Regions from separate parts of the Homo sapiens genome. Here regions 2, 3 and 4 are each linked to region 1. A link is a loop called in an ENCODE intact Hi-C map of the cell type or tissue named here. Cell type or tissue: B cell. All regions are shown on one strand. Links, peaks and the distances in the headings refer to the core of each region. The heading gives the core; the rest is flanking DNA. Region 1 overlaps LOC107986436 (a long non-coding RNA gene). Region 2 overlaps CHD1 (chromodomain helicase DNA binding protein 1). Region 3 overlaps CHD1-DT (CHD1 divergent transcript). Region 4 has its middle 47 kb from the start of RIOK2.

Region 1 (7,795 bases), core at 925-5,924:
AGGCATGAGCCACTGTGTCTAGCCTGGGGCTGTTTTACCAATGCCGATTACTCTTTACCTTGGCAGGTGTCCATCACTAGTTCTCTTGTGGGATGATTTTGTGTGTTCTCTGCCTTCCTCTCCACCCACAGGGATCTTTGCACTGTAGTTTCCTGGTGTTTGTAATGCTCTTACTGGCTGATGCTTTCCAATCTCCCTACCTCAGTTCTTACTCTGCTAGACTCATGCAGTTTTCTTCCCAGAGCAGGCAGAATGATGGAAAATGGGAAAATTCGTGCATCTAGGGCCAGCTAAACGCTGGAGGTGTAGGCCATTTTGCCTGTCAGTCTCTGTCCTTGCCCTACCATTATGGGCTGTTCCAGCGGTCTCTTGCTTACAGATTCCTTTAGAGTCCCAGTCTGTCTCTTCATGCGTGGAGAAATAACTGAGACATGTCAGAGCTTCCCCAAATACTCTCATCAATTTGCCTACATAGTTTTGCCACTCAGCAAACTTCCACCTAAGGAGTGAACTATCTCTTGGAGAAAACTTTCATCTCTGAGTGGTCCTCTTAGGGTCCCCTTTCCTTGGCTTGCTTTTAGGGAAACACACCCCTGTCCTCTCGTGTAGGTGAAGGGAGACACCATGGTATTCTCTTCCTTGATTCATTTCAAAGACTCCCCCTCTTCAATGAATCTCTAACCTTCTTCTAAGTAGTCACTGTTTACATTTGCAAGGTTATATTTTATTAGACAAGAGGTATACCAAAGGAATAATTTACAAGTAATTTGTGGATTGTAATTGTTGTGTGGCAATATGGATTTCTGATTCCCCTCCCCTCATCTCCCCACCACATGTCTCATGTGAAGACTGACTCCTGTTGAGAGCAAGTAAACAGAGCTGTGGCGAATTTGACTCAAAAAGGAGACAGATATTCTTCAGTACAATAAAGTGCAAACGATATACTAATATGTGTTGATTTTGATAGTATGAAGAAGCTAATGGCCCTATACCGAAAAGGTAAAAGACTGACCTAAATGAAGATTTTTTTCTCTTCTCTCTTCTGCCTTCAGCAACTGAAAATCTCTGCAACAACTTGGCAATGGAATGTGAAGGAGCTGAACAAGGAAGGACCAGATGACTGACTCATGGGGTTTGGTTGAAGGAGATGAGGGCAAGGAGAAAAGGGATATGAAGAGGGTTGTAGAGGTTGTGGGAGGAAGGAGATAGAAAAGGCCTTTGGCAAAGATATTTTTCTGCCTACATTTATGTTGGCCATATGGGGATGCCATAAATATCTTGAACACTGGAGGAGCTAGGTGTGGCACCAGACATCAAGATGGCCCTCAAGAATTCTAGCCTCCTGGTATTCATGTTCTTATATAGTCTCCTCCAACACTGAAAAGGGCTGACCTGTGTAACTAATAGGATATTGTGGAAATGATGGAGTTTGTCTTCTGAGGCTAGATCATGAAAGACATGTGGTCCTTGGACCACTTAATCATGAAGAAGACAGCTGCCATGTTGTGAGGACTCTCAAGCAGCTCTGTGGAGAGGTCCATAGGTAAGGAACTGAGAACCCCCTCCAAGTGAGCAATCTTGGAGGTATATCCTTTCCTCTCAGTCAAGCCTTCAGATGACTACAGCCTGGGCTGGTATCTTGACTGCAACCTTATGAGAAACCCTGAGCCAACACCAGCTAAGATTCTCCTGAATTCCTCACCCTAAGAAACTGAGATAATAAATCTGTGTTGGTTTAAGCCACGTGTATTGAGATAACTAATTATGTGGCAATAGAAAACTAATACACTAAGAGATGAATTAAATAGAGAATCCACTCCAAGATTCCACTGTTCTGTGGATTATATAGAGGTTGAACATGTTGCTCCAATCTAAGCTATTTGTTTATTCTTTTAAATTCTGTGTGTCTGCTTGACTGGCCCACAAGACTCTAGGATTATCAAGTATACTACCCTACCCTTCCATAATAAAAGGTGTAGGCTGGGTGAGGTGGCTTATGCTGGTAATCCCAGTGCTTTGGAAGGCTGAGGTGGGAGGATCACTTGAGGCCACGAGTTCAAGATCAGCCTGGGCAACATAGTGAGGCCAGGAGATCAAGACCAGCCTGGGTGACGGAGTCAGACTCTGTCTCTAGAAGTAAGCAAATAGGTAGTTAAATAAATAAATAAAATAAAGGGTGTGGTGTTTGGGTTACAATTTTAAATGCTGAAATTTAAGAAATTAAGAAATATACAATGAAATGATATAACTCATTAACAGTTATTATTTGCATATAAAAGTAAATACAGTTGTGAGAGACTGAATACTATGAATAAAATCACATGGTGTGCACCTGTCACAGTCATCAGTTTCACATGTTCCTGCTGAAAATAGTTGAACTCTTAGTTCCTCAATACCATTGACCTTTTCTTTTTTGAAAAAAAAAAAAAATAAATCTATTTCTACTGTAATTTGCTATCACATATTGTGTCCTTCCCCTTTTAAAAACAATGTTATTTCTGTCTCTTTTTATAATAGAATATTCTAAAATCTTCTGTTTGTATTCTACATTGCAGCTTCATTTCAAATCCAAATCCTTACAATTGGCATTGCTTAGCAAATTAACAATGATATACTTCGGTAGATATCTTGTTATGCTTTCTATTGTTTTATGTAACAATTTGGCAATTGCATAAATAGACATGTATCAATGATTCTAATAATTGAAATGGCATTTCCAGTTCCCCTTTAAGTGGAGGAAAACCTATTAAAATTAATTCATTTTAAAAAACCCCACTGTCGCAAGGCAATTTCAATAGAAAGATACCACTATCTCCCTTGCTCAGAGGTTGCTATTTACATATTTAACATCCTGAATCTCTAAAGGGAGTTCAATACGATGTAAGCATTAGCATAAGGCAAGCATGTGAACCAGATACATCTACCTATCGCTTTTTATTTGGTGTTTTTCCTCCTTTGACTTTGTCATCAAACTCAGAAACCGTCGGCTTCTGGCGCCCTCTTGTGGACAAATGCTCCTAGTGTTTTTGGCAGCTCCCTTGTTTAGGGAAGTTTGAAAAAACGAATAATTTTCCTATTTGTTTATGCAAAATAATTTGAATTTCTGAAATAGTGTGACAATTTTTGCTCAGTTACAGAATTGAACTGAGAGAAATTTCTATTAAAGCAAACATAAGACAAAAAAAAAAACCTCCCGATAAAGCAATGAAATTCCTACTACATTTTTTGTTAGATGGATTGTTGGTTCTAACTTATATTGATAATAATTAATTGCAAGAATATCAATCATCTCTGCTTCCTTCCTTCTCAATTTAGGACTTGACTAAAGGGGAGGCTTCCATTCAGCATTTATTTTCCCAGCTCCAGGGTCAAGACCCACCGTGGTCACTGGAGTCCTGGCAGTCTGCCACTGCAGGATGGGTCCTCCAGCACAATTCCATAACTCATCCGACTGCCATTCCTTTCCTAGCATCTCCTACAACAGTGTTCTCCTTTGGCCCATCCTCCTCATCCTGTCCTCCACTGACACGTTAATTTTCCTTCTTGTGGTCGGGAAAGATTAATTGAGCATCATTGAGCATTTACGATGAGCTGGAGTCTGAGTAACAGTAGAGGGATTAGCACAGTGCTAATGTGATAATAGGGCTTAATGAGTCAGGGTATAACCCATGCCCAGACCACACAAAGCTAGGAAAAAAAATTAGGCTCATAGCAGTGGTCATGTAAATTATTTCTTTGACTGTATACCTGCCTTTGTGGGAGCTCCAGCCACTTCCAGGTGTCCCTATCTCAACTATTTCTGGGAGTTCCTGTAAATTCCCATAGGTGTTCAAATAGTTTTCTCGGCCACCACACAAACACTTTCCTTTCTTTAGCTGGACCCTAGGAGATGCAGGCTGCCACGTGTTGCTTGTTTGTGTATATGTAGGTGTCTCCTGAATCTGTTGCCATGAGGTGGCTGCTCCTGCCTTGTTGAGGCCAGCTGAGGTCACTGGGGCAATGCTCTGTGTGGAGAGGTCTTGGTCACTGCTGATGTGCTGGTGCTCTAGGTATGCCAAGGTTCACCAAGTTTTTTGACTTCTTAGATCTGTATTGGCCAAATGGGAAAAAATCCCACTCTTGTTCTATAGTTTTTCAAAGTTCAAAAGCAATGCTGATTTGTGTGCCCAGTAGCTCTCTGACCTTTGAGCTAGGCAGCTGTCTTATATTTCTGTCAAAGGCTCTTCCCCTCGGGTTCCCAGAGAGATAGAAGGAAGAGAGAGCCTATGAGGAAGAGGGGAAGTCACAGAACAAGATGAGACACACTCGCTTTATATCACTCCTTGCAGTCTTTACCCAGGGCATTTTTATTAGATGAAACAGTAAGTTTCACTTCTTTTTCTTTGCTCTGAGGCTGTTTTTAATTTTCTCAAACTGATTCCTTGTGGCTCTGATTCATCCATTCTTCAGAAATGCTCAGGCATGTCTGCATCTAGGAAGAATGCAACTTAGGCTTGTGTAGGATTCTCTCCATATTAGTTAATGGTGACAAAGGTGATAGTGGACAGTGGTGACCAGGTTACAAGGAGGGAAGGAACATCTTTAGAGGAAAAATATTGGCAGCCCTCATATTTCTAAAATATTCCAGAAATTGCTCTTTAGGGGAGGAGCACATCCATGAAAACTTTCAGTATAGTTTCAAAAGTGCTTGAATGTATCATGACAGCATAATACTAAAAATCTCACACTATTCTGTTTTATAAAGTACTCTCACTTTGTGATGTGTTCAGCAAACATGTCAAATTGTTATTAAGCTCATTGTTTACAAATACGAAAGTTATAAGAGACCTAATGGTCAAACAAATGTGTATATAAGTAAGTAGGCATTACCTAAAGGCATTATCTATTATTAGAATCATTGGTACATATCCTTTTATGCAATTGCCAAATTGCCAAATTATTATATAAAACAATAGAAAGCATAACAAGGTATGCTAATTTGACTGATTAGCTAGAAATTTGCATAAAGACATTTTTGTTTCTTCTATTTTGCAAGGTAATTATATTAAAATGCTCCCACCTCCCCATCTCTGCTTCTCACATTTTATGGCCCAATAATATAAAAATAGATTCTCCTGATTGCTAAGTGGAGGCAGCCTATTTAGTTTTGAACTCAGATGCCCCAACTTTCTTGGTGAATTGCCTAGGACGAGTTCTCTCAATAGTCTGAGCCTCAATTTCCTGATGTTATGACATTGGATAAATAACACTAGTGGTACCTACCTTATAGGTGGCAAGGCTTAACTGAGATCATCAATAAAACCAAGGACAGTTACTAAGGCAAAATAAAACTTTTCTCTCCACATAAAAGTAAGTTTTTGTATGTCAGTTATTCCTCGGTAAAGCTGTTAACTAAAGTGAGAGACATTTTTGAAATGAAAATTGTCATACTAGAAGAAAATGTTAAGTTCCACTCCTGAAAAATCTGAGCTTTCTTTCAAAGAAAGGTAAAGTTCTGAGAAAGACAGACAGGAGGGCTGTGCTTCCTGCTGCACACTATGGAATGAGTATCTGGGGACGACATGAGTGGCGACCATAAAGTGTCCCTTCTGATGAGTTTGAATCATCACTTTATTCTTTTACTTAAGCCAGCACTGACCAATACAGTAGCCACTGGCCACACGCGGCTATTGAGCCCTTGAAATGTGGCTAAGCTGAATTGAAATGTAGTGTCAGTATAAAATGCACATCAGATTTTGAAGACTTTAAATTAAAAAAGAATGTGAAATAGTTTATTAAAAGTTTAAAAATATTGATTACATGTTAAATTGGTAATATTTTATATACCTATTTTTAAAAAGGAATATGTTATGAGCTATTTTTGCCTGTTTCTTTTGACTTTTTACCTTGTGGCTGCCAGAAAACTTAAAATTATATATGTATTTTGAATTAGATTTTTATCAAACAGTGCTATGAGCTAAATACATTTTCACCTTTTCTTGATGACCCGAAGATACACAGAAACGGCAAACCTTCTGGAAGACTGGATTCAGACCTTATGACTTTAAATCTGGATACCATCAATAAATAGCTGTATGATCATGGACAGACATGTTAATGTCAGAATCTCAGGATTTTTTATTTTTTATTTTTTCCAGAAGCAGAGGGGTGATATTATTATGTGAGTCCACAAATAGAGTTGTGCAAGAAATACAGGTTTATTTTTCCGTAACTGGAGTTAGTTTCTGTTATGAATGTCTAATTTATCTATTAAGGAAAACAGTCTCAGTTAATTCAGGTTCATTTAGCTCATATACACAAAATCTTTCCTTTTCCTTGAATAGCCGTAAGGTAAGGAGGCAAAGAGTATTTGATCCTGGGTGTCATCATCTATCTCTCCTGGGGACATTCTCTTGACTGCCCGGGGCTTAGTCATCATGACTGCTGTTTCTTTCTCATCCCCACTGCAAGGCCTCATTAGGAATCCTAGTTTTCTTTTCCGTAACAGATCCAATGTAGGATTTATGGAAAATAGTCCTCAAGTTACAGAACATACTTCATAGGTGTATTAAGAAGAATAAACAAGATGATCTTTGTAAAGTGCTTAGTACAATGCCCGATATAAATGAAGCCTCTGATAAAAGTAGTTAGCACTACTAATGCTGTTGATGCAGATGTTCTGGCTTTCAGGCCAGAACACTTTGAATTTCTAGAAATTTAGCTGCCAGAAAAGAGGTGAGTGAGGGTGTCATTTTCTGTTGCTTCTTTTTCAGTAGTTCAGAGTTAGGAGAGCAAATGTATACACTGTGGGGACCAGTGCAGGGTTGTGGGGGTTGAGGTTTGGGGACAAAACAAAACATCAGTCTCCAATTACTCCTTGGTTTTGACCAAGAGATCAGCAGCTAGCATTGGTGCTGGGAAGACATGTATGGGTTTGTGGGTGGTGGTAGTTGGGTGAAGACTGGTAGATCTTCTAACATTGGAGGATACCATGGCAGAAATAACAATACCATAAACATCTATTAAGTGTCTCTGACATGTCAGTAATGGGATAGGTGGTGTGGAGGATACACAAGAAGTGGAAGTCATAGTCTATGTATTTGAATAACTTACAATTGGATAAACACAAAATCCACATTGCATTTCTAGAATGAGTGATGAGGGTAAGTTGGAAGGCTGACTGTTTCTGCATGGTCTTGTGTGATGGCGATGCTTTGGTGGAGATGTCAAAGCTCAGGGTTAATACTAAAATGTTGGCCGGGCGCAGTGGCTCGCGCCTGTAATCCCAGCAGTTTGGGAGGCTGAGGGTGGCGGATCACCTGAGGTTGGGAGTTTGAGACCAGCCTGACCAACATGGAATAACCCCATCTCTACTAAAAATACAAAATTAGCTGGGCATGGTGGCACTTGGGAGGTTGAGGCAGGAGAATTGCTTGAACCCGGGAGGTGGAGGTTGCGGTGAGCCAAGATCGTGCCATTGCACTCCAGCCTGGGCAACAAGAGCAAAACTCCATCTCAAAAACAAACAAACAAAAAACCTAAAATGTCAGATATAGAAACTCAATTTGTTAGTGCGCTTTGAGCCAGTATGGCTACCAGAAACTTATTTTTTGGGCAATATGTTGGATAATCAGAATATTGATGTATTAATTTACAGTGAAGGATATTCCTTTCAAGAGAGGAGAATGCGTGCATAAAATTTAGTGACAGCTAATAACCACCAGAAGATAAATAAATAAGTTCTTTAATTTTCTTTAATATTCATTTATTGACATTCATTTTATCATCTGGTGAATTCTACCTGATACTAAAAATT
Region 2 (7,795 bases), core at 1-5,000, 150 kb before region 1:
AACCAGTGAATGAAGAAGTATTAAGAAAACTGCAAAAAAAGGTTAATTTATTGAAAAACTATACCACCATCTTTACTGCCTCAAAGTAATAAAGACTATATTCCTTACCTATATGTAACACAATTATCATTGCAATATAGTTAAATAAAATGCTGAGCTCTAGTTATGTATAAAAAAAAATGGTGTGTTGAGTTCCACAGACAATATTAATCAATATCCTCTTGATGCTAAGAGTATTATTTGTATTAGTGCTACTCATAGTGTGGTTACCTATTTTATCAGTGTGAGGTGAAGAGGCTGAGTCAGAATATACGTCAACGATGTCACTAGGCACATTGTTTTAGCTCAGATTTGAGCGGGGGGCCGGTAGCAACATTTTTCTCTATGAAGGAATCTGTGTGTCGATTTATATTCTGGCCCTCAAGCATCTTATCTCATCACAGACTGGTACTCTGAGTAACACTGTATACTACCACGAAGTATAGACAAGTTTTTGTATCTCTTGTAGTTTTTTCCAAACAGAATAGCCCCTTACCCTATTCCATCATTATCTTTGAGGAATCTGAGTTCCATTAAATTATTCTGCTAGTAGCAATAAAGTATCTCCTTTGAAGCTCTTGAAAGTAGAGATCATAACACGGTAAGGTTAACAAGTAGACCTCACAATGTCTTAAATTTGTATCTATGACACAATGGATATTTATGAAACTCAATTTCTGCCTAAGAGGCAGAAAACGTTTTATTTGCCTGTGTGTAATTTACACTTTGTGTTTTCTAGTTCGAAAATGCATCTATTCCAAGCCAATTAGTCCACAGGTGTACCACCATGAATGTGAGAATCACTAAAAGTAAATTTTAATTTAAAATGTTGTCTTCTCTAAAAGCTAGATTAAGAATGGTATAAACCAATCCTCTAAATTTTCCCAAAGTAATACAAGCAATCTACCTTTCATTGGGTATTTTATTGATTACCTCAGCTCCATCAACTTTCGGTGGTTTTGCTTGAACTTTGTTTTCTCGGGAAGTGTCTGACTCAGACTCTGACTGACTGCCTGATTCAGATCCGGAGTCAGAGTCACTGCTACCTGACTGGCTACTGCTTCCATCACTACTGCTTCCAGAACTCGAACCAGATCCAGAGCCTGAAGCTGACCCAGAATCATCATCCGACTGGCTATAATTTGAAAATAAACAATTTCAAACAAAATTCATTAGGAATTTAATTTTTCTTAGACGTCAGCAGAAAGCCCCAAATCATTAAATTTTACTTCATACTTAATATTTCAACTATCTTTGGCCAAAAAAAAGAAAAAGGAATTGATTTAATCTATAGTAACAACTGCCATAGTTGATAATTTATTTATACGTGATAGATTATTACATACTTGATAGATTTATGACATATTTTATAGATTTTTATGGCTAAAACATAAGCAATAAGATTGTAATCTTCTTCTAAGACAATATGCAAAATCTACTAAGTACAAAATCCTGGGTTAGAAACTTTGAGAAGTCAAGAAGTTGAAGGCATGGTACCTACCTTTATAAAGCTCTAGCAATAATAAAGTAAGAAATGTGTGAAGAAAAGATTAAATGTGTTAAAAAAAATTCTTACAGTAACAGGCAGAAATTTATTTGTAGTTTCTGCTTGTTTTCAAGTTTCCATCTCTATCACTCCAGGAGAACATAATTTATTATAACCGAGCTATGATAAAATATAATTTATTTTAAAAAATCAGTAACACTGCTTGTCTGAGAAAATCACTTATTAATAAGTTCTTTGTGGATCTGTAGCAATAAATCTGAAATAGCAAATTCTCATATTTCCTAACGTGTATACACACACATAAAAAAGCAATTGACATTTCATAAACTATCCTTTTTTCCATTTCTAATTTTTAGTCCAAGATAGAGCAGAAATAGTCTGGACTAAACAGTTGATTATATAATTATCCCCAAGGTCATTTGTTTATATGTTGAAAACTAGGGCATTAAATTTCTGGTACATATGGTTGACTCCGCTTTTGATGTAATTTCATTTGGCTTTATGAGAAACCACAGGTAATACAGTTTACAGATATACAAGAAAATACAAGTTTCCTGTCCTCTTCTGTAATTTTCTAAAATGCCACCAGATGGAGGTATTACTCTAAGACAACACAGTAATTCTCTTTTTCCAGAGCAAGAATTTAGTAATTTCTGCATGAGAACAGAGAAATAAAAGTTTGCAGGAAGAATTTTGATTCTACAGGTGAGATATATAAATGCTTAAAGTATGAATAAGCATTGTTGTGTTTTTCAATCTAATGGAATAAATGTTGTATTCATAGAAACAGTAAATTAAAATTTGCTTCTTAAAGGCATATGCTATGAAGATCATTTTTGCCATCATGTCTCCTCTCTGGTCACATAGTTTAGAGGTCCAAAAACAGCATATTAAATTTTAATTTTTAAGGCCATATTTTACTTGCATACCTTGCGAGAAATTTTAGCAAGGATATTAAAAGATTTTTTTTCCTGACATACAACTTTATTTTTCCCTTAACATAATAGGTAAGCAAAATATTTCATTTATTCAATAAACTTTATTGAGAACTATCATGTGTTAGGCACTGGGGACAGACTGAGATGAGATGAAGTCTTTATCATCAAAAGAACTATTTAACCTCGAGACAGTCATATAAATGAATAAATATCCTTCTTTGCTATGTTTAAGACAACTGATTCCCATGTATGGGGAGCACTAAAGATATAACCAAGTTTGGTACAGTAGTCAGAAAACACTTAGAAGAAAGTGCTGTTAAATGAATTCTTCAGCAAAGAAATAAAAGAGTATCTCTTTCTTTTGAGGAATGTGAGTTCTATTAAATTATTCTGCTAGTAGCAATAAAGTATCTCCTCTGAAGATCTTGAAAGTAGAGATCATACACAGTAAGGTTAACAAGTAGACCTCATGATGTCTTAAATTTGTATCTATGACACAATGGATATTTATGAAACTCAATTTTTTTCCAGAATACCTAGCAGAGTGCCTCACACAGATGGGTGCTCAATAAATATGTGAACAGTAGACAGATGAATGATTAAATTGTGGGGGCTATTGTGGGCCTGTAATTCTCATTAGTCATTAGTCATTCCAGATGCATAGCTAGTAAAAACTGCTTGTTAACAAATCAAAATTCTTAAATGAATACAGAAATCTTTCCTTTCATATTCTTTAGGCAGTAGTACTGGCTGGAGATAAAAGCAACAGCCCGAGGCTATGCTACTCTAGTTGCACAGGTTTATTGTTAGAATGTCTTTACCTTGGGTATTAGAAATACTGAATAAAGTATTTATTTTATTGAGTTGTTCTTTAGTACGATAAAGAATATGCAAAAAGAGCTGGGAGCGGTGGCTCATGCCTGTAATCCCAGCACTTTGGAAGGCAGAGGGGGGCGGATCACCTGAGGTCGGGAGTTCGAGACCAGTCTGACCAACATGGAGAAACCTCGACTCTACTGAAAATACAAAACTGGCTGGGCATGGTGGCGCATGCCTGTGATCCCAGCTACTTGGGAGGCTGAGGCAGGAGAATCACTTGAACCCTGGAGGCGGAGGTTGCAGTGAGCCAAGTTCACGCCATTGCACTCCAGCCTGGGCAACAAGAGCAAAACTCCATCTCAAAAAAAAAAAAAAAAAAGCAAAAAGAGTAAGGAATATCTTATTTACTGCTATAGAATGATCTAAGATACAGTTTAAGTGAAAAAAAGATACCAAATGTTTATAGAATGTTTCTTTTGCATAAGAAAGAAAAATATTTATATATATTTGCTTGTATTTTTTGAAAAGCAACAATGGCAGAATAACCCAACTAATTTGAAAATGATGGCCTAAAGAGAGGGAGGGAAGAGTAGAAGGAACAGCAATTGAAATGAGTCTTCAGTTTTAGAATTACGTAAATGTTTTACATGATTTTTTTAAAAAGAGATTTTTAAAAATGAAAGAAAAATATACATGGGGCCAGAAAAAAAATTAGACTTAAAACTTTGAGCTAAAATAGGTGAAAAGCCTCTCCCTAATAAAGTAATTTTATTTCCACCTACTGCTGCAAATGCTCTTTCTAAAATAAAAAGCTGATGGTGGCCTTTCTTTTTTGTCTTCTGTTCTATAACAAAGTTCAACAAACATCTATGAGACCTTTCAGGATCTCTCTCTAATTCTCCAATCTATTTTCAACTAGTTGCTCACTTAAATCCCTAAGTTCAAGCTATGGCAAGCTACATGTAATTCTCTAAAAGCCACTTACTCTTTCCACTTCCTGCCTTTGTACCATTCCTTCTCTTTTCTTTTTATTATGTAATTTTTTGAGTCCCACCTCACAGCTACTCCTCCAGCAAATCTCTGCCAACTCTATCCCAACCCAACGTTAAATCAGGTTTACTTCCACAGCACTCCCAAAACTTCTGGAATATATACCTCTATCTTGGTTATGAGCAAACGATGTAATAATCACTGTAGTTTTCAGGTACCCTACCTAAGACCTTATGTTCCTTGAGCGCTGGGATTGCTTTTTGCTGCTCTTATGTCAAGCATTAAATGAAGAGTACAATGTTTCATGGATAGATGAATAAATAAGTAAATCAAAGAGATATAGGGGACACAGTTTTACATATTTTATGTAAAACTCACAAATTTGGCTATTAAATCTCTGATCTCCAATTAATATTTTATTTTAGGTAATAACCAGTATTACTAATCTTTTATAAAACTGAAATATCTGTACAACACTTGAATTATCCTTAAAGTGTATTAAATCTCACCAGCACAACAGTATTAAAGTGGTAGGTAGATTGCTAAAAACACTGAATTCTTAATTCAGATAATACACCCACGGAATAAATAAATAAATAAACCCATTGAATTCTTTTCCTCAATTCACGAAAGAAAAACCACCATTAATAGGTACTGTGATAAAATTATAGTGTTTTCTTAGGGTAAATTAAGGAGAAATACCACATTTAAAAGATAAAATAGTAATTCAAATTAAAGTGTCTTTTCAAGTTTAATATACAATTTCAAATATAAACTGAGCAATATGATGAATTATCATGAATCTATCACCCAGCTCCACAATTAGCAACTCATACCAATCTTGATTCAACTAAGAAACTATTTGTAAACATTTGCAATACCAATATCTCTTAAAAGATCACTTCGTTAATATTAAAGATATTTAATATTATTAAACATTAAATTAAGTACACTGAATATTAAATATCCAATCAGGCTATCCCTTTAGTCTCATAATTGTTTCTTCCACTCTTCTGCTTTCCAGATTTTGCTAAGCGCACCCTTGTGTTATCATTTAACATATTTTTCTATCCCTTGTATTTCTTATAAACTGGCTATTATATCTAGAGGCTTGATCAGATTCAAATTCAGTTCTTCTTGACAAGAATAGTTTATACGTGGTGTTGTGGACTTCTACCAGATGGCATTTAATGTTTTGTTGTTTTCTTTTGTGTGAGATTTAGTATAAATCTGTGGATTCAGGTACTGCCAGCCTTATCCATCCATTATAAAGCTCCCCATCACTTCATACCTAGCATTTTTAGCAGCCACTGATGATGATATGTCTTCCTCCATTAATAAGAGGCAGTAAAATGGTGACATCATTCATCAGTTACCCAAAACATCTTTTCTTCATTACACTTCTGTAAAGAGAAACTTTCCCTCATCATATTTGTTAACTCTGAGGTATAGTTCATGAAGAAAAGGGGTTTTATTTCTTTTCCTTATTTACCAGTTTTCAAAATGAGTTAAATCGCCAGCATCCTTCAAAGTAGACCAATAATTTTTTAAGTCCCATTATGAACTCATGGATTTGAACTTATTTTATAAATTTTAATCTACTGTCAGCATCCTTGTTGATTTCCAAACTCTCCCATCTTTTTCCAACAGGAAACCCTTTATTAGCTCTTAAGTCCTTCTGACAAGACCTGAAGTAGTCTTTGATAACCTGCCTATCTTTCTAGTATGACAGGATGTACCAGGCTCATCTTGCGTATTTCTTGCCTGAGGCTATAACCCAGCCATTTTATCAAAAAGCCCTTCTATTTATAATAAATTAGAAACTAAGTTGCAATCTAAGTACTAGGTGAACCTATTACTACTGGACTGGTTGCCTTATTTAGGATGTTTCAATGGAATGAGCTAGGATGTGTGTATTTTTAGAGAAACTACATTAAGAATTCATGTAATTCAAATTCAAAACTGCAAGCTTTTTACTTCCATTGTATGTTCATGTCATCACTCGGGTTGAGTTGGTTGCAAATGGCACTATTTATTTGCTTTATTTCAATTTTAATAGTTTCAAAATAATACCATTATCATAAACAATATGATTATTAAAGTTAAGATGACTATGCAATTCTTTTTGTTTTCAGGAATACTCACTTCTACAGTCAAATAACTGCTATAAAGTCAGGTAAAATAATTTATCTCTGTGTGACCACCAATTTGGCACAGTTAGGACCATCTGCTTTTTTAAATAGAGACTGCTTTCTTACTAATTTTGATTTTATGTTGCTTTATTTACTTGGATCCAACTTCGGAGCTACAGAACAAGCTATGGTCAGAAGTTCAGCTTCCATTCTTGACTCCTCTACACTATGTCCTCTCTTCCCCTATAGTAACCATTCAAAAATTTTTTATTTTCCCCTTTTTTAACATGAGCAAATTACGAATAAGAATGTTTATATTCCCCTTTCACAAATAATCATTAACATATTTTACACTCTTAAATAAATGGTAGCAGATTATATACACATTATATCCTGGAGATCATTCTGCAGTAGTGGACATATTATTCTTTGTGAAACTGCATATACTCCATTTTGTAGATGCACCATCGTTTCATGTGCCTCAAGGATGTACATGTTGTTTTCAGTTCTCTGATTCTACAAATAGTGATACAAAAAAAAATGGCCCTCTGCAGATATCTTTTTTATTTATGACAGTGTGTATTTTGATGTGCTATTTATCAACCAATGTAAACTCATCCTCTCTGAAGTTTTAAATTTACAATCACCTAGCACCTAGATCCTGACTTCTAAATACTACTGCACACTTAAATAAACTACAGCTCCTTTGAGAAATGGCAGGCTCTAAGGCTGCAATAGGGAAGATACAAGATGAGTCTAACAACCTTCCTGTGCTAAAATGAAAAAAAAAAAAAAAAATATATATATATATATATATATATATATATAGAGGCATGTCAAAAAGGACAGAGGAAAAACAAAAGGACATGAGAGCCCACTTGAAGGGGCTTCCATTGACCAAATCTGATTTGAGCATAAAAATAAAGACAGTTAAGGATCACTGCTCAGTAAATAAAACAGGAACCCTTGAGTCTGTGCTGATGACAGAAACAGACACACAGAGGAGGGCTCTGATAGAGCTCTGAATGTCAACTGGTAAGGGTATTAGTCTTAGAAAACCATAATTATGCAATCATCACAGAAAATGCTGGTTTGGGCAAAAAATCATCAATGGATACTACATCTAGGGGAAGTTTGCTGAGTAGGATAATTTACATAGACTCAAAGTGTCTTCTCACAAATTGCTTCTTAGCTGTAACAGATGAATTAGAAATCACAGTGGAGAAACCGGACACCATGTCCTGGTGATTGAATGTAGCATCACTAATAGGGACAGACAAACAATGTGAGCTCCAGCTGTGAAACACTTTAGAAGATATATCATTACCAACACGGTTCTCCAGCCTGGTACGCAGAGTAAGGAATGCATA
Region 3 (7,795 bases), core at 896-5,895, 56 kb before region 1:
TTCTTAGCAATAAAATATGGGAAATATGATGGATTCATGTAGCAACATGAATGAATCTCAAATATATTTTGTGAAAGTGAAAGAAGATAGAAGCAAAAAAATTTATATTGTATGATTTTACATATTTAACATTCTAAACAAGTCAAAAATATTAAGATGGGAGACAAATCAGTGGTTGCCACGAGTAGGGTAGAGATGGAGGCTCACCATAAAGAGGAAGCAGGAAGGAATTTGGGGAGTGATGAAACTATTTTTTTTTTTTTGAGATGGAGTCTTGCTCTGTTGCCCAGGCTGGAGTGCAGCAGCATGATCTCAGCTCACTGCAACCTCCGCCCTCCTGGATTCAAGCGATTCTCCTGTCTCAGCCTCCTGAGCAGCTGGGATTACAAGTGCAGGACACCACTCCCAGCTAATTTTTGTAGACATGGGGTTTCACCATGTTGGCCAGGCTGGTCTCGAACTCCAGACCTTAAGTGATCTGCCCATCTCGGCCTCCAAAAGTGCTGGGATTACAGGTGAGAGCCACTGTGCCCAGCCTGATGAAACTGTTTGGTATATGACCGTGATGATGCTCTATGAATTTGTCAAAATTCATAGAAATATGAATTATAATAAGTGAGTTTATATAAATTTTAAATCTAAAATTTTTTAAAAGTTAAGCAAAATAAGAATTGAGAAAAGACTTTTCGAGTTTTTCATTATGCATTTCATGGGTGACTGAGCAGTTTTGATGAAGTGGGGCTAATTGAATCCAAATTGCATTATGTTTAAGAGGAAGTGAAGTAAGTAAATGGAAACATGTATGTGGACTTTTCTAGAAGTTTGGCTATAAAGGGGAGAAGGGAGGTAGATGGATGAGAATGTGAGCTTCTAATAAATTTTAATTTTTTGGGATGAGACCAATTAGAAATAAAACTAATAAAAATGTGCAAGACCTCTACTGAGAACATTACAAAATTTAATAGAAGATATAAAATTTCCAAATAAGTAGATGCATCATGTTCACTGATGAGATGACTTAATGCTACAAAAATCTAATTGTTCCCTTAATTAATTTATAAATCCAAACAATCTCAATAAAAATGCTAATGTGTGTGTGTGTATATGCATGTGTGTACTTTGCCAAATGGATTCCAAAATTCATTAGGACAAGCAAATGTATAAGAATGGCCAAAATAATCTTTGACAATATTAGGAATTACTTTATCAGTTTTGAGGACACATTATAAAGCTATATTAATAGAAACACTGTGGAACTGGTTCAGGAATAGACATCCGATTTTGAGATAGGAGCAAGGTTGTCTCCTTGAGGAACAATTCTACAATTCTACCAATAGAGTATACTGTAAGTTTTCCACTTTGCCTTCCTGAAAGTCACTAGAGGCTGTTTGATAGGTTATCTGTGTACTGGAAAGAGGGTAACATCCAGATTTTTCTGGGATTACTGGGACAGACTTAGAGTTGATGCTAATTCGTGGAGAATTCAAATGGTCTTTGACCAAATAGTCAGAGTGGGGATTTATAGATGTTAGAAGTTATATGGAGCTTTGGTCTAATTTCTTCTCACAGTGGGCCCTATGGTAATTCTCTTTATTTCTGAATTTGTAGTTCCCAAGAAAACACTTGAAAACCAACAGACTCTTCAAACTGGGTCCATTGCCTGTAGAATGATGGCTAACATGAAAAGGGCCAAGTAGAAACCACTAGAATTACTCTGATCAACCGAAATGTTAAATCAAAAGCAATAGTGCATCAATGAGGAGGTCTGTGGAGATTAATGTCACCATGAAAGTCTTGAGGGATGCAAGAGTGTTGATTTAGCTTGTCATGATGGTAGTGGGCTTTTGGAGAGTGATAGAGGATTTTCATAAACTTTTTTTTTTTTTTTTTTTTAGATAGAGTCTTGCCCTGTTGCCCAGGCTGGAGTGCCGTGGCTTGATATTGGCTGTCTGCAACCTCCGCCTCCCGGGTTCAAGTGATTCTCCTGCCTCAGCCTCCCAAGTAGCTGGGATTACAGGTGAGCGCCACCACACCTGGCTAATTTTTCTATTTTTAGTAGAGATGGGGTTTCACCATGTTGGCCAGGCTGGTCTTGAACTCCTGACCTCAAGTGACCAGCCTGCCTTGGCCTCCCAAAGTGCTGGGATTACAGGCATGAGCCACCGTGCCTGGCCAACTTTCATAAACTTAATCAGGTGGTGACAGGAAATACTACTGCTTTTATGTATGTAGTCTCTTTACTGGATCAAAACAACAAAATCTCTGATACCTAGTATGCAGCTATTGCTCTGGCAAATGCTTTATTCACTCTATTCCAACCAAGAAGCAATTTGCTGTCACATGATTAAGACAAAAAAAAATTCACTGTTAACTTTCAGCTCTGTGGCGGCTCTCTGTCATAATCCAGGCTACATAATCTATGAAATCATACTTATAGATCTATTGGGAAACTTTAGTAAGACACATTTGTGCTGGGGGAGGAGATAAATCCCATGAAAACTTATTGGGTTCCCAAGGTCCCTGGGGTTCGAGATATACTGAGATCTCTCCTCCAAAGTAAAAGTTAACTTGATGTATCTCCCACCCACTAGCATTAAACAAGTGGGTACTTTGTGGATCTGGAGTCAACATATGTCTAATTTGTGTGATTTGCTTTGCCCATTTACTGAGTTTCGAATGGAGCTCAGAGCAAAAGAAGACTCTGAAGCTGGTCCAGGTTACAGTACAAGTTATTTTACCATTTAGGCCATATGAATCAGCAGGTCTGTGACTTTTAGGGCTGTTCCATGGAGCTACTGGCAAATCCCCATAAAGAATGACAATCTATGCTTGTAAGATTTTAAGACAAAGTAATGTAGATATTCATTCACCTTTTTAGAAATGGCATCTTTCTTGCCACTCATTTCTGGTAGAGATTGAATATCTGACCATGGGACATCAAATGACCAGGCAATCTGAGATGAGTGTCATGAACTGGATGTATCTGATCCCCAAAGCTCTAAAGTTGGACATCAACAGCAAAACCCCATTATAAAGTGATAGTGGTGTGAGATTGAGCTCAAAGAGGTACTGAATATGTGATTTGCATGAATTGAGGTTTAGACTCTCATGACACCTACTGTTATTGCATTGCTGCCTGTCCTTCAACTCACTCTTCTGACCTCATGGGGAGTTCCCCCTGACTGAGGAAGAAAAAAATTCAGGCCTGGTTTACATATGATTCTGAGTGATATGCTGACACAGATAGAAGTGAATTGATGCATAATTATGGCCCAACTCAGAGGTGGTCTGGAATGATAGTAAGGAAATGAAATACTTCTACTGAGCAGGACTTCAAGCAGTATATCCGTCTGCTTGCCCACTCCACCTGGAAGGAGAGATGGCCAAAAATATGGATCATATTGACAGTGGCTAGTGATTGTCACTGGAAATTCAATGACTTGAAAGATACACAACTGGAGGAATGAAGATAAGGAGATCTGGGCAAAAGGTATTTGTATGTGCCCCCAGAATAAGGACAGAATATGAGTATTTGTCTCATGTGAATTCCTACCAAAGGTCACTGACTGAAGAGTCTTGCAGTTACCAGCTAGACAAGAAGACCCATTGTATGCATAACATTCAGCTTCTAGCTGCATCTACAAGTGCTTCCTCAAGGGCTTATGAACAAAGTGGCCTTGACAGCAGGAATGGAGATTACACATGGGTTCAACAACATGAACTTACTCTCATCAAGGCTGATCTGATTAATGCCACTGCTGAGTGCTTGCCTGGCCAGTAGCCTAGCTGAGCCTCTGAAAGAGCAGGATTCCCCGGGGAGACCAGTTACCAATCTGTTGGCAGGTTGATTTTCTTGAATATACTGTCACTTTGGATAAATTTGGCTTTAAAATTTGTGTTATTTGTCTGAAATGTCTGTCAGCATCACCATCAATTAACCTATGAATATTTCATTCACTATCATGGTATTACACATAATAGTGTTTCTCCAAGTATGATCCATGAAACCATAGGGATCTCCAAGACCCTTTCAGGGGATCTATAAGGCCAGAACAATTTTTAAAACAGAACTAAGACATTACTTGCCATTTTCTTTGTGTTTACATTTATACTGATAATGCAAAAGCAATGCTGGGTCAAACCTCTGTCTCCTTAGCACAAATCAAGGCAGGGGCACCAAACTGTACTGAGTTATAAGATTCTTGGCCACTGGGGACTCAGAAAAAAATGTAGTTTCACATCAAGAATATAGTGATGAGGTAGTAAAAATGATTACTTAGTAATTTTTTTTTTTGAGATGGAATCTTGCTCTGTTGCCCAGGCTGGACCCTAATTCCTGGGCTCAAGGGATCCTCCTGTCTCAGCTTCCCAAGTAGCTGGGACTACAAGTAAATGCTACCATGCCCAACTAATTTGATTAAATATTAACCCTTTAGTACATGGCTTCTAAATATTCTGTGTGGCAAATAAGTCATTCATATAGCACTTTTGCTGCGTACAAAAATACAATATTTGTCTTGTGGAAAAGCATTTGTGTGATGAAGTTGTGGGCCAAACTAGCTGATTTTTTTCATGGGGCACTATTTTTACTTGAAAGAACAATTGACAGACAAATTAGGATTATTCAGACTTGGATATTTGGCAGACATTTTCTCAAAAATGAATGCAGTAAGACTGTCATCTCAAGGAAAACAACTGACAGTATTTTGTTATCAATAAAAAAAAAATGTAAGCTTTCAACTAAGAGTTAGTGTTTTAGAAAACCATCCAGTACTCTGAGCATGAAAACTTCACAATTAAGATGTTAAAAATAATGTTAATGTGATATTAGTGATTGTCATTTTATTTTATTGTACAATGAAATGTGTCACTACTTGGAAGGTCTGAATAACTCAGTAATGCAATATTTTCCAAATGTTCAAAGCATGATGTTACAAAATCATGAAAGTTTCATTTAAAGTGCAAGTTAGGCCAATAGTTTTAATGTAACACAGTATATTGAATAACAAATTTAAATAAAAGGCAAAAGACAAATTGAGAAAACTATTTCAACACATATTAACACTGTCAGAAATAGCACTTTATATTATTTTAATAAGTATAATAGATCATTGAGTTATTTCTACTTGTTCGGGTATAGAAATGAAATAGTTTTTTTTTTTTAATTATTGTTTGAAAATGTGCTGTGTCGAAATTTCTTTTTCATCCCTTAGCACACTCTTGGGCAGATTCCAAAATCTTCTGGTTATTTTTTATTTTATTTTATTTTATTTTTCGACTTGGAGTTTTGCTCTTGTTGCCCAGGCTGGAGTACAGTGGCATGATCTGGGCTCACTGCAACCTCCACCTTCCGGTTTCCAGCAATTCTCCTGCCTCAGCCTCCTGAGTAGCTAGGATTACAGGTGCCTGCCACCATGCCCAGCTAATTTTTGTATTTTTAGTAGAGACGGGTTTCACCATGTTGGCCAGGCTGGTCTTGAACTCCTGGCCTTGTAATCCGCTCGCCTTGGCCTCCCAAAGTGCTGGGATTACAGGCATGAGCCACCGCGCCTGGGCTGGTTTTTTTTTTAATTAAATGTGTCCTGCATAGTTTCAAACCACCAGGTCATGTCTTCATTCCTAGTACTACCAAAAGCTGTGTTTCTGGCTACTGGGAGTGACTTCAAGAAATGGGTAGAGGGATTAGAAAAATGCTACAAAAATAGTTCTTGAATAGCCAAAATAACTACTCTCTGAATTGTATTCTTCCTACTTCTTAGCAGTGTGCTTTGTATGGAGTGGAAGATGGGGGTGGGAAGATGCTGTAGGGCTATTTTGTAAACCTTGAGGGTAGAGAAAACTCTCTGTTCACAAATTTGATGGCATTTTTATGTCTTTCTTTAGCATGTAGGATACTTGGCACCTCTGGACTTCAGCTTAAGTCTAAGCCTAGATTGAAGAGAGTAGAAAAGTCTACCTAACACCCTATTCTATAAGAAAAATACTAATACTACAATAGAAAAATGACAAAAGATCCTAAGCAGAAAATCCACAAAAATACAAATCACTAATAAACATTTGCAATCTTAGGAAATCCAAAATATTGTTGGACCAGTTGATATGGTTTGGCTGTGTCCCCACCCATATCTCATCTTGAATTCCCACATGTTGTGGGAGGGAAACAGTGGGAGGTAATTGAATCAAGAGGGCAGGTCTTTCCTGTGCCATTCTTGTGATAGTGAGTAAGTCTCATGAGATCTGATGGTTATTATAAGGGGGTGTTTTCCTGCACAAGCTCTCTTTGCCTGCTTCCATCCATGTAAGACGTGACTTGCTCCCCCTTCCACCATGATTTTGAGGCCTCCCCAGCCATGTGGAACTGTGAGTCCAATAAACTTCTTTCTTTTGTAAATCGCCCAGTATCTGGTATGCCTTTATCAGCAGCACGAAAACAGACAAATACACCAGTATGACAATTTTATATATCATACTGCCATTAAAATTTATAATATCAAGGCTGGGTGCGGTGGCTCACGCCTGTAATCTCAGCACTTTGGGAGGCCGAGGCGGCAGATCAGCTGAGGTCAGGAGTTCAAGACCAGACTGGCCAACATGGTGAAACCCCATCTCTACTAAAAATACAAAAATTAGCTGGGTGTGGTGGCGTGCCCCTGTAGTTCCAGCTACCTGGGAGGCTGAGGTGGGAGAATCGCTTGAACCCAGGAGGTGGAGGTTGCGGTGAGCTGAGATCATGCCATTGCACTCCAGCCTGGGTGACAGAGCAAGACCTTATCTCAAAAAAAAAATACATAATACTAAAATGTTTCAAGCTTATGGGTGATAGGCACTTTTCATACACTGCTGATGGATTTCAAATAAGAATAACCAGTTATGAGGAACAATTTGGGGACCCATGTCAAGAACCTGTGTCAATACAAATATATTCATACTCTTTGACCTACTAATTCCTTTTCCAAAAATTTACTCAAGAAAATAATCTTAGATACTGTATTAGTCAGTTTTGCATTGCTATAAAAAAAAACCTGAGATTGGGTAATTTATAAAGAGAAGGGGTTTAATTGGTTCACAGTTCTTCAGACCATACAAGAAGCATGATACAAGCATCTGCTTTTGGTGAGCCTCAGGTAGCTTACAATCATGACTGAAGTTGAAGGGGTAGCCACCATCTCACATGGTGACAGTGGGAGCAAGAAAGTAGGGGAGGTACCACATGCTTTTAAACAACCAAATATAAAATTAACTGAACATGGTGGCACACACCTGTAGTCCCAGCTACTTGGGAGGCTGAAGCACGAGAATTGCTTGAATCAGGGAGGTGGAGGCTGCAGTGAGCCAAGATTGTGTCACTGCACTCCAGCCTGTGTGACTCCATCTCAAAAACAAACAAACAAAAAAACAACAATAGCCAAATCTCACGAGAACTCATTCACTATTGTGAGGACAGCACAAAGCTATAAGATTAACAACCATGACCCAAACACCTCCATCCCGGCCTGATCTCCAACACTAGGGATTAAATTTTAACATGAGACTTGGAAGGGAAAACTATGCAAACCATATTATTCCACCCTGGCACCCCAAATCTCATGTGCTTCTCACATTTCAAAACACAATTATCCCTTCTCCCAAAATGACATTGGTCCTCCGAAGTCTCAACTCACTTCAGCCCCAACTCAAAAGTCCCAAAGCCCAAAGTCTTATCTGGAGATGAGTTATGTCCACCTATGAGCCTGTGAAATCAAAGACAAATAATTTACTTGCAAGATACAATGGGGGTAGAGGCATTGGATAAACA
Region 4 (7,795 bases), core at 1,619-6,618, 1.8 Mb before region 1:
TTATATTTTTCAGCTTCTTAAAAATCTATAATTTCTTGTGATTTCTCATTCTAAAAAAAGTGCACTTTTGTACAAAATAATAACTTTGTTACTTTTTTTAAAAGAAAATTTTCTTAAAACGTCTGGCTTTTCAAGGCCCTCAGCATAGAGGAATCTCTTTGCTGTTAATTGATAGACTTAAGAATAATGTAATTTCTAAAGTCAGATTCCTATAAAGGATATGTTAGATTTATTTTAAAATACTTTAATTTATGTGGATTTTAGTTGTCCAATGCAGTACTAAATGGGCCATTTTATTTCAATTTATTATTTATAATATCACCATGAAACACACGCCTTTTAAAAGACAAACAGAATGAATCATTTCATATTGCAACTTCAAATTTGTAAACCATTTCTCCTAATATGGATAAATTGTTTGTGTTTCTAAGGTGAGATTTTTGTTCTGCTGATTAAGAATGATATTTTCTATGCTTTTACCGCAACTTAAGTTTCTTCTCTTTTTTATGCTATTTTATTCTGTTGTTTGAATTTTAAAGAAATTTTTAGGAATGAGAAAACTTACATTAGGAATGTAAAAGATTTTCACAAAATGCAGAAGAAATAGTTTCATTTTGAGAAGACTGAGTTCTTCATCAAGTCCCACACATAATAATCCTTTTTCTGTTTTGAAACTTATAAGAACAATATTCAGAGAATTAATCTATGACCTTCAAATGTTTCTCCTCTTGCACTGTTAATCAAAGAATTTCTAACCATAGCATTAGAACCATTACCTATATCTATTCTCATTTTTTAAACAAAGTATTTATTGTCATTGTAAATAAAACTCCCTGGGTGGTATACAATTCTGAGGGCTATGTTGCTAGGAGAGGGAAATCTCTGTAGTGTTCTTAGAGTCTAGGCACACCACCACTTCTCAGTAGACTTTTTGGAGGCGTCTCAGTATATTCATTACTAGTTGAGGCCTGGAACCAGACTGCCTGGGTTTAAATCCTGGCTGTGCCACTCATTTGCTAGTGAATATAGGCAGATCACTTAACCTGTTTGTGTTCCTCTTCCTCCTCTGTAAGATGCTGGTGATAATCATAGTCTTAGAGTTGGTTAATATGTAAACAAGTGCTTTTTCAGTATGTGGCACATGGTAAATACACAATAAATATAAATTATTGTTATAATGGTACAAGAATAATAAATAATTTGGGGACCTTTGGTTCTCAACAAGGAACAGTAGTTGGCCTCTGTCTTAGTCCATGTAAGCTGCTATAACAAAATACCTTTGAGTGAGTAATTTATAAACAACAGAGATTTACTGCTCACAGTTCTGGAGGCTTTAAAGTCTAAGACCAAGGTGCTGGTAGATTTGGTGTCTCGCTCTCTGCCTCATAAATGATGCCTTCTTGCTGTGTCCTCACATGGCAAAAAAGGGCTGAAAAATCTCCCTCCGGCCTCTTTTGTAAGGGCACTAATCCCATTCATGAGGGCACAGTCTTTATGACCTATTCACCTCCCAAAGGCTTCACCTCTTAATATCACCACAAGGAGATTTGGTTTCAACATATGAATTCTAAGAGGATACAACAAATATTCAGACCATGCTAGACTCATTTTCTTTCCTCCAGGAAGCTTTGGACATTCTCAGAACCTCAATATTCATTCTATAGATTGTTTAACCAGCCATGCAGCCAGACACAAAGGATTTTATTATATTTAGGGAAATCTTTGAAAAGCATGATTACATTATAAAAATGATTTATTGAAGATGTTAACATAATATTATTATTTCTTCCAAACTTGTGAGAAAGAAAATCATGGATAGGATTTGGATTGAGAGCTTGGTGTGACACAAATGATCAACCATTTTAAAACATCTCTGTTCTTTTTTTGGAAGAAGTTCTGGGATAAAATCTTATTTTCTAATTTTATGTATATTCTAAATGTATTTCTGCTTAGTCATATCAGACATTTTCTTAATTGGGAGAGTTGTTTTTAAACCCTCTTATATAAAGGCAGATTATTTTGTAGTAGATGAAGATTCCTTGACTGAGCTGGGGGAAGAAGGGATTTAGGGCCTATCAGATGGGTATGGAGGAGAGGACAGGAGAGGGTGGAGGCTGAAGAGGTGGAGCAATGATGGGATTTGGCTTAACTGGAGGGGTAAGGAAATAGAAGGGCTTCTGAATTGCTTCCTCATCAAAACTTTAGGGTAGTAAGCAACCTCTGAATGTCAGGAGAAAGTGAAGGAGATATTCTGAAACTTATTCAAGAAGACTTTTATTTCGTCTGTGGAGGTGCTGCCACATGTGGTAATGTCAGCGGTAGCAGACATCTAAGTTACACTGAGTTACTGGTGGCATATCAATATAGGTCTGCAGCAACTTCAGTTCTTGCCTTCTCAGAAGAAAGAATTCAACTGGGGTACATAAGGCAGAAGGAGAGACTGAGGCATGTTTCAGAGCGGGAGTGAACGTTTATTAAAAAGCTTTAGAACAATAAGGAAAGGAAAGAAAAGAAAAGAAGGAAAGTACAACTGGGAAGAGGACCAAGGGGTTGACTTGAGAAACCAAGTGCACAGCTTGACCTCTTGACATGGGGTTTTATAGGTTGACATACTTCCGGGGTCTTGCCTTACTTCTCTCCACTCCTGAGGTCTTACTGGGAAGCTGCTGATCAGTTTCAGGTGTTTTCTATCTTTTAGGAGACGGCTTTTCCCTGGTGCCAGCTGTGACCAATTATTACTTTAGAGAAACAGTTAACAACTGCCTGACCATCACCTGATGTTTGCCCAACACTCCTGGTGTGTGTGTGTGTGTGGGAGCCCTCTTCTGCCCTGCTCATACCTGACTAGCTACCTACTGTTAACAGTAACTGCCTCATGGAGCAAGAATGAAAACAAGCCAGTTTTGTGTGGTAAGCCTGGCCAGTTTGGATTTCACGTCTAAATGAGTACAAATAGTTTATATCCTAAAATTCTGCATGCCCTGGTCAAATAACCTTTGCATTCAAAACAATTGATTGAAACTTTTATGGTACAGTATGGTTGATTCTGAAGATGCAGAAAAGACTGTGCTTTTCAGATCCTGTCCTAAAGAGTAGTTGAATCCTTTGCTTGTGGAAAATCAACAGAGGCAGAACAGAAACTTCTGTTGGCAATTTTCCTTAATAGTTCAATAAAATGTTTCACCCTGCTATCTTGTGATATATTTGTAGTTCTGTAAATATACTATGGCACTTGGGGTGAGACAGGAAGGAAGAGGGACATGTCTAATTATAAAAATCAGTGTGAGCTGGCTGGCAGATATGCGCGGAGGAAGAAAAATACCATGTTACGTGATGACATCTTTCTTATCATACAGTGTGCTTTGCCGCCATTGTAAAGTGCTCTTCTACTGTGTATTTTATTTTTTTCTTAGTGACAACCTTCAAATGAAGTGTGCTTTTGTAAGAGTCTTTTCTACAATGTAGAATCCACACCAAGAACATGCGTAGAATGCCCTACCAGGATTTTATCTCTTTGTGCCTGGCTCGAGTTTGTACTTGGTATGATCTCTTATTTTAGGAACTAGCCTGAGGCATCCAGACCCTTGCTGCTGCCATCCCTAGAGAGACAAAAATGAAGGAAATAGAGTTGTACAAGAGAGGAATTTAAAGAGATCTCCCCCAACAGTTTTCAAGCTGCTTTTTCTTCTCCCTTCCTGTCTTCCTTCTCTTTTCCTCCCTGTCTCCTTCCTTCCTTTCATTCCTTCCTTCCTTCTTTTTTAAAGCCCTAAGAACCATTTCTTCTGTTTAAAGTTTGTATGGAGCCCCAAAGGAAGATAAAATAAAGACTGCTCTGGTAGAAGCATAGATAAGTACCCAGAACTCTTCCTAGTTGTGGTTCTGGGGAGAATAATTTGAAAACACCCAATTAATTATATTAAAAACAGAGACCTAGACATTTGAATGATTTGTTATAGTTTCTGATTTTGACTTCAGAGACAATGTGAGTATGCTGAATTCTCCTGGTAATGGGGAAATTTTTGACATGATTTGCCAAATCTAGCTGTTGAAGTTTTAGATTTCCTCTGTTTCTTACTTGTTTTAATAGTAAGTTTGACTATAGTAGCAAAATCATGTGGGTCAATTTTGTTTCCCACTTTTCTTTATAATTTTAGATAAGATCATATATGTTTTACACATAGTTCTGTTGTAATAATTGTGGGAAAAGTCTGGTAGATGTAAAGCTGCACATTTTAGGAAAGACTAGTCTGGGTGCAGTGGCTCACATCTGTAATCCTAGCACTTTGGGAGGTTGAGGTGGGAGGATCACTTGAGGCCAGGAGTTTGAGACTAGCCTGGGCAACATAGAGAGACCCCTGTCTATACAAAAAAAATTATAAGAAGAAAGACTAAAAACTTCCTATTCTCTAAGACAAATGTTTATTCTGTAATTGCAATGCAAAAATATTATTTGAAAGCTTATAAATGAATTGCTCCCCCCAAATTACAGTTTAGCAAATCTGTAATCTCTTGAAAAAAAATCTGAAACGTCTTTAAAATTTTTTTAGCATTTCTTACACTGCAACATTTTTCTATTTTTCTTCTATGTCCTAAAGAAGACATCTACCTGAAATTAGGACATTATGTGTGTAACATTACGTGATTGTGAAATAGCTGCCTGCTCTAGAAGGTCCTTGTTCCTCTAGGGGGCAGTGCTTTACTTTTACATCACCAACCCGGAGTGAAAATATAAGAGCAGCTTTGTTTCTTAAAAGACTAGAAGTAGTTCATTCTGCTCATTCTCTCTCTTCGTTTTAAAAATGTATTGTACAGCTGAGACATTTAACAAGACATGCTTTTAACCAGAAAATATCCAAGATAATTAGAACTTCCATAAACATATTTGATTTGGAGTTTTTAGGGAAGATTTCTTTGGCTTTACCTCTTTATTTTCTAAGAAAGCATAGAATGAGCTTGACTTATGCTCCAAATTTAGTTATTATATAATTGTATTGTCCTTTCTGAAAGATAAACTTTCTTCCCCCTTAAAAACAATTTTGATTTAAGGTTCCAGATGTGTCACTTGACTTGCTAAAAAACAAAGCAAAGCAAAACAAAAACCAGAAAGCCAACCAAAACCCAAAAAGCCAATCAAAACAAGAACCATAACATCCAGTTTGTTCTCTTTGGTTCTACTTTTCTATTTTTCATGCAATTTAAAATTTTAGACTATTTCCCTTGTGCCACAGACTTCTTTTTTTTTTTGTGGTAGTTCCAGAAAACAAATGGATTTATTAAGAAAACAAAATCCGCCTCCATTTCTTTCAGCCCATTCTCATCCCATACTTCTTAAAAGCTATATGTGTATATATATATATGTACATGTGTATATATGTATATATATATGTACAGGTGTATATATGTATATATATACATACGTACATATGTGTGTATATATATATATAGTGTATATATTAATATATATACACTAATGTGGGCAGCAGAATTCAAAGATAGTCCCCAAGATTTCTGGACCCAGGTGTACATATACATCTTCACCCAGTTATTCTGCCAAACACTAATGTAGGTACTGCTATGAAGAGATTTTGCAGATAAATTAAGATCCCAAATGCAGATGAATTAAGATCCTTAAATTAGGGAGATTATCTGGGTAATCTCACCTAATTATGTGAGCCCTTTAAATCTGTTTCTAGAGATCGGAGACAGAAGTCAGATAGAGTTGAGATGTGAGAAGGATTCAACTTGAGAGAGGTTCTCTATTGGTGGTTTTGAGACAGAAGGGAGCCATGGGGCAAGGACCTGCGACTGGCCTCTGGTGGCTGAGAGTGGTCCCCAGTTGACAACCAGCGAGAAAACCAGGAAAACCACCATAAGAAACTGAATTATGACAAAACAAAATGAGCTTGGGGTCCACTTCCAAGCTCATTTTGTTTTGTCATAATTCAGTTTCTTATGGTAGTTGTCTTGATTTTCTTGGTGGTTGTCAACTGGGGCCCACTGTCAGCCACTAGAGACCAGTCTGAGGTCCTTGCCCCATGGCTCCCTTCCATCTGGGTGTTATTTTAAGTCTCCAAGTTTTTTGTTATGCAGCTATAGAAAATCAATACAATCAAAGTAAGCACATTTCTTTAACATTATTTTTTAAAGTTGGCTTGAAAAACGGAAGTTGATACCGAAAAAATATGTTCAGCATTTGGGGATTTGCCATACCCTTTTATAGTGGTGGTTTGCTGGCCAATACCCATGTTCCCCTTTTCCTGGCGACATTCCCTAGTGGGTTGACTTCACACCTAGTTCCAGAGGTGAGACTCAGTTAGCTCAAGTCATTTGGAGTGTATCATTTAGGGCATGTGACCCAAACTGGTCCAATTAGAATAAACCCCAGGAGGATTTTGGTGGGAATGTTGGGGTAAATACTTTCTTTCCTCCTTTGAGCTTAGTGATGTGATTATTGAGGTTTATAAGTATTAAAGATTCAAGGGAGAGCCTAGCATTTCTCAGGGGCTACCATGTGAAGCCTAAAAATTAAGCAACCCAGAGGAAGAAAAGTTAAGGAGGATTCTGGTTATATTTCAGTCCTGTATTAGGCTGTTTGTGAATATAAATCTGCTCCTTGATATGAGCTAATAAATCTTTCTCTTCCCTTAAAAATTTGTTTAAGTCTATTTACTTTGAGTTTCTCGATTCTTACAAATGAAAAATAAAATCCAGACTGATAGACCAGTTATCTCTCTGATTTTCATACTTTTCCTCATCTTTCAACATAGAATATGTTCCAGACTAGTAAACTGTAATCATCTGCATTTATTTCCTTTTGTCTTTGTCTAGTCTTTTAAGTCTAAAGATAAAAATTGGTTAAAAATTATAATAACATATTCTAATATTTATTGTTCTTATATTATCTGACGGAACAATCTAGAAAAATAGGTATTATGGCTTTCATAAACTTATGACACATATTTGAAGGGTATTAATTTATTATTGGCTTTGTATAAACTTTTTTCTTTTGGAAATTCTGTCAATAAAGTAGAACCCATTTTGTTTAAAAGTTTTGTTTCAATCTAGTGAAGATATAATATAGTTCTCATTAATTGACATTATAATTGCCTATAATTATATTGACAGAAACAGAGTCGTGTGTGAAAACAATTAATATTTGTTCTGTATAAAGATGAAAACAGTTGTTTTGTATTGTTAAAATTAGTATTCAGTGCCTGCTTTTAGTACCAATCTTGCTAGCAGAAGCGAATAGACTCTATGATGCAAAATGTGATATTGCGAGCATAACACTTTGTCTTTAGTTATTTAAAATACCTTTGAAATATGTGTATTTTAAATGTATAGGTGTGTATTGAAAACTTAGTTTTGTTTATTTGTTTACTTGCTTTTTAACTTTTAGACCGTTTCCTTTATTTCAGGTATTAAATTGTTTAGAATGTAGTTGTGAGAATAGACCTAACTGGTCTTAAGCATGGCCCACCTGGTTTGACTTTTCTGGGGATATCTTAAATATTAGTATCTTAACAGGTTAGAGTTGACTTGAATACAGTGTAAGCCAAAATTATTTCCATTTCTGTAAACACTTAAAAGTAATTTCTGGCTAAAAAAAAATCTACATGTGATAGTTCAAGAATTTTTTTTTTTAATTTCCTAAGGAAAGACCATAGAATTTCCAGCATAAGAAATACATATTTTTAATATATGACTTTCTTTCTTTTTTTAAATTATACTTTAAGTTCTATGGTACATGTGCACAACGTGCAGGTTTGTTACATATGTATACATGTGCCATGTT

What was found. Peaks named below come from ENCODE experiments on the same cell type or tissue, not always from the same donor. Only the 100,000 strongest peaks of a DNase experiment are listed, where the experiment ranks them.
Region 2: it touches region 1 in a loop (17-fold over the local background); 50 of 110 quality-filtered maps call a loop at or near these places.
Region 3: it touches region 1 in a loop (5-fold over the local background); 2 of 110 quality-filtered maps call a loop at or near these places.
Region 4: a loop joins it to region 1, with 8 times the contacts of the local background. A loop is called at or near these places in 3 of 110 quality-filtered maps.

Annotation. Positions count from the first base shown.
Region 1 is chr5:99,057,537-99,065,331 of GRCh38, forward strand. LOC107986436 (a long non-coding RNA gene) reads left to right here. Exons shown (of 2, transcript XR_001742822.1): 2 at 1,053-2,450. Among named protein-coding and RNA genes, the nearest start is that of CHD1, 130 kb to the left of the region's middle. In B cell, for the core only: CTCF peaks have their summits at 3,012 (motif pointing left) and 3,215; DNase peaks (open chromatin) are centred at 2,345 and 2,985; H3K4me3 peaks cover 516 bases; H3K27ac peaks cover 332 bases.
Region 2 is chr5:98,903,925-98,911,719 of GRCh38, forward strand. CHD1 (chromodomain helicase DNA binding protein 1) reads right to left here. Exons shown (of 36, transcript NM_001270.4): 3 at 973-1,174. Among named protein-coding and RNA genes, the nearest start is that of CHD1-DT, 21 kb to the right of the region's middle. RefSeq lists an enhancer at 530-1,729. In B cell, for the core only: CTCF peaks have their summits at 2,131 (motif pointing right) and 2,338; a DNase peak (open chromatin) is centred at 2,137; H3K27ac peaks cover 451 bases.
Region 3 is chr5:99,002,002-99,009,796 of GRCh38, forward strand. It overlaps CHD1-DT (CHD1 divergent transcript), which reads left to right. Exons shown (of 4, transcript NR_151718.1): 4 at 1,900-2,020. Among named protein-coding and RNA genes, the nearest start is that of CHD1, 77 kb to the left of the region's middle. RefSeq lists an enhancer at 3,296-3,355. In B cell, for the core only: no CTCF peak of the experiment used is centred there; a DNase peak (open chromatin) is centred at 3,150.
Region 4 is chr5:97,226,548-97,234,342 of GRCh38, forward strand. No RefSeq gene overlaps it. Among named protein-coding and RNA genes, the nearest start is that of RIOK2, 47 kb to the left of the region's middle. In B cell, for the core only: CTCF peaks have their summits at 4,682 (motif pointing right) and 4,886; a DNase peak (open chromatin) is centred at 4,684.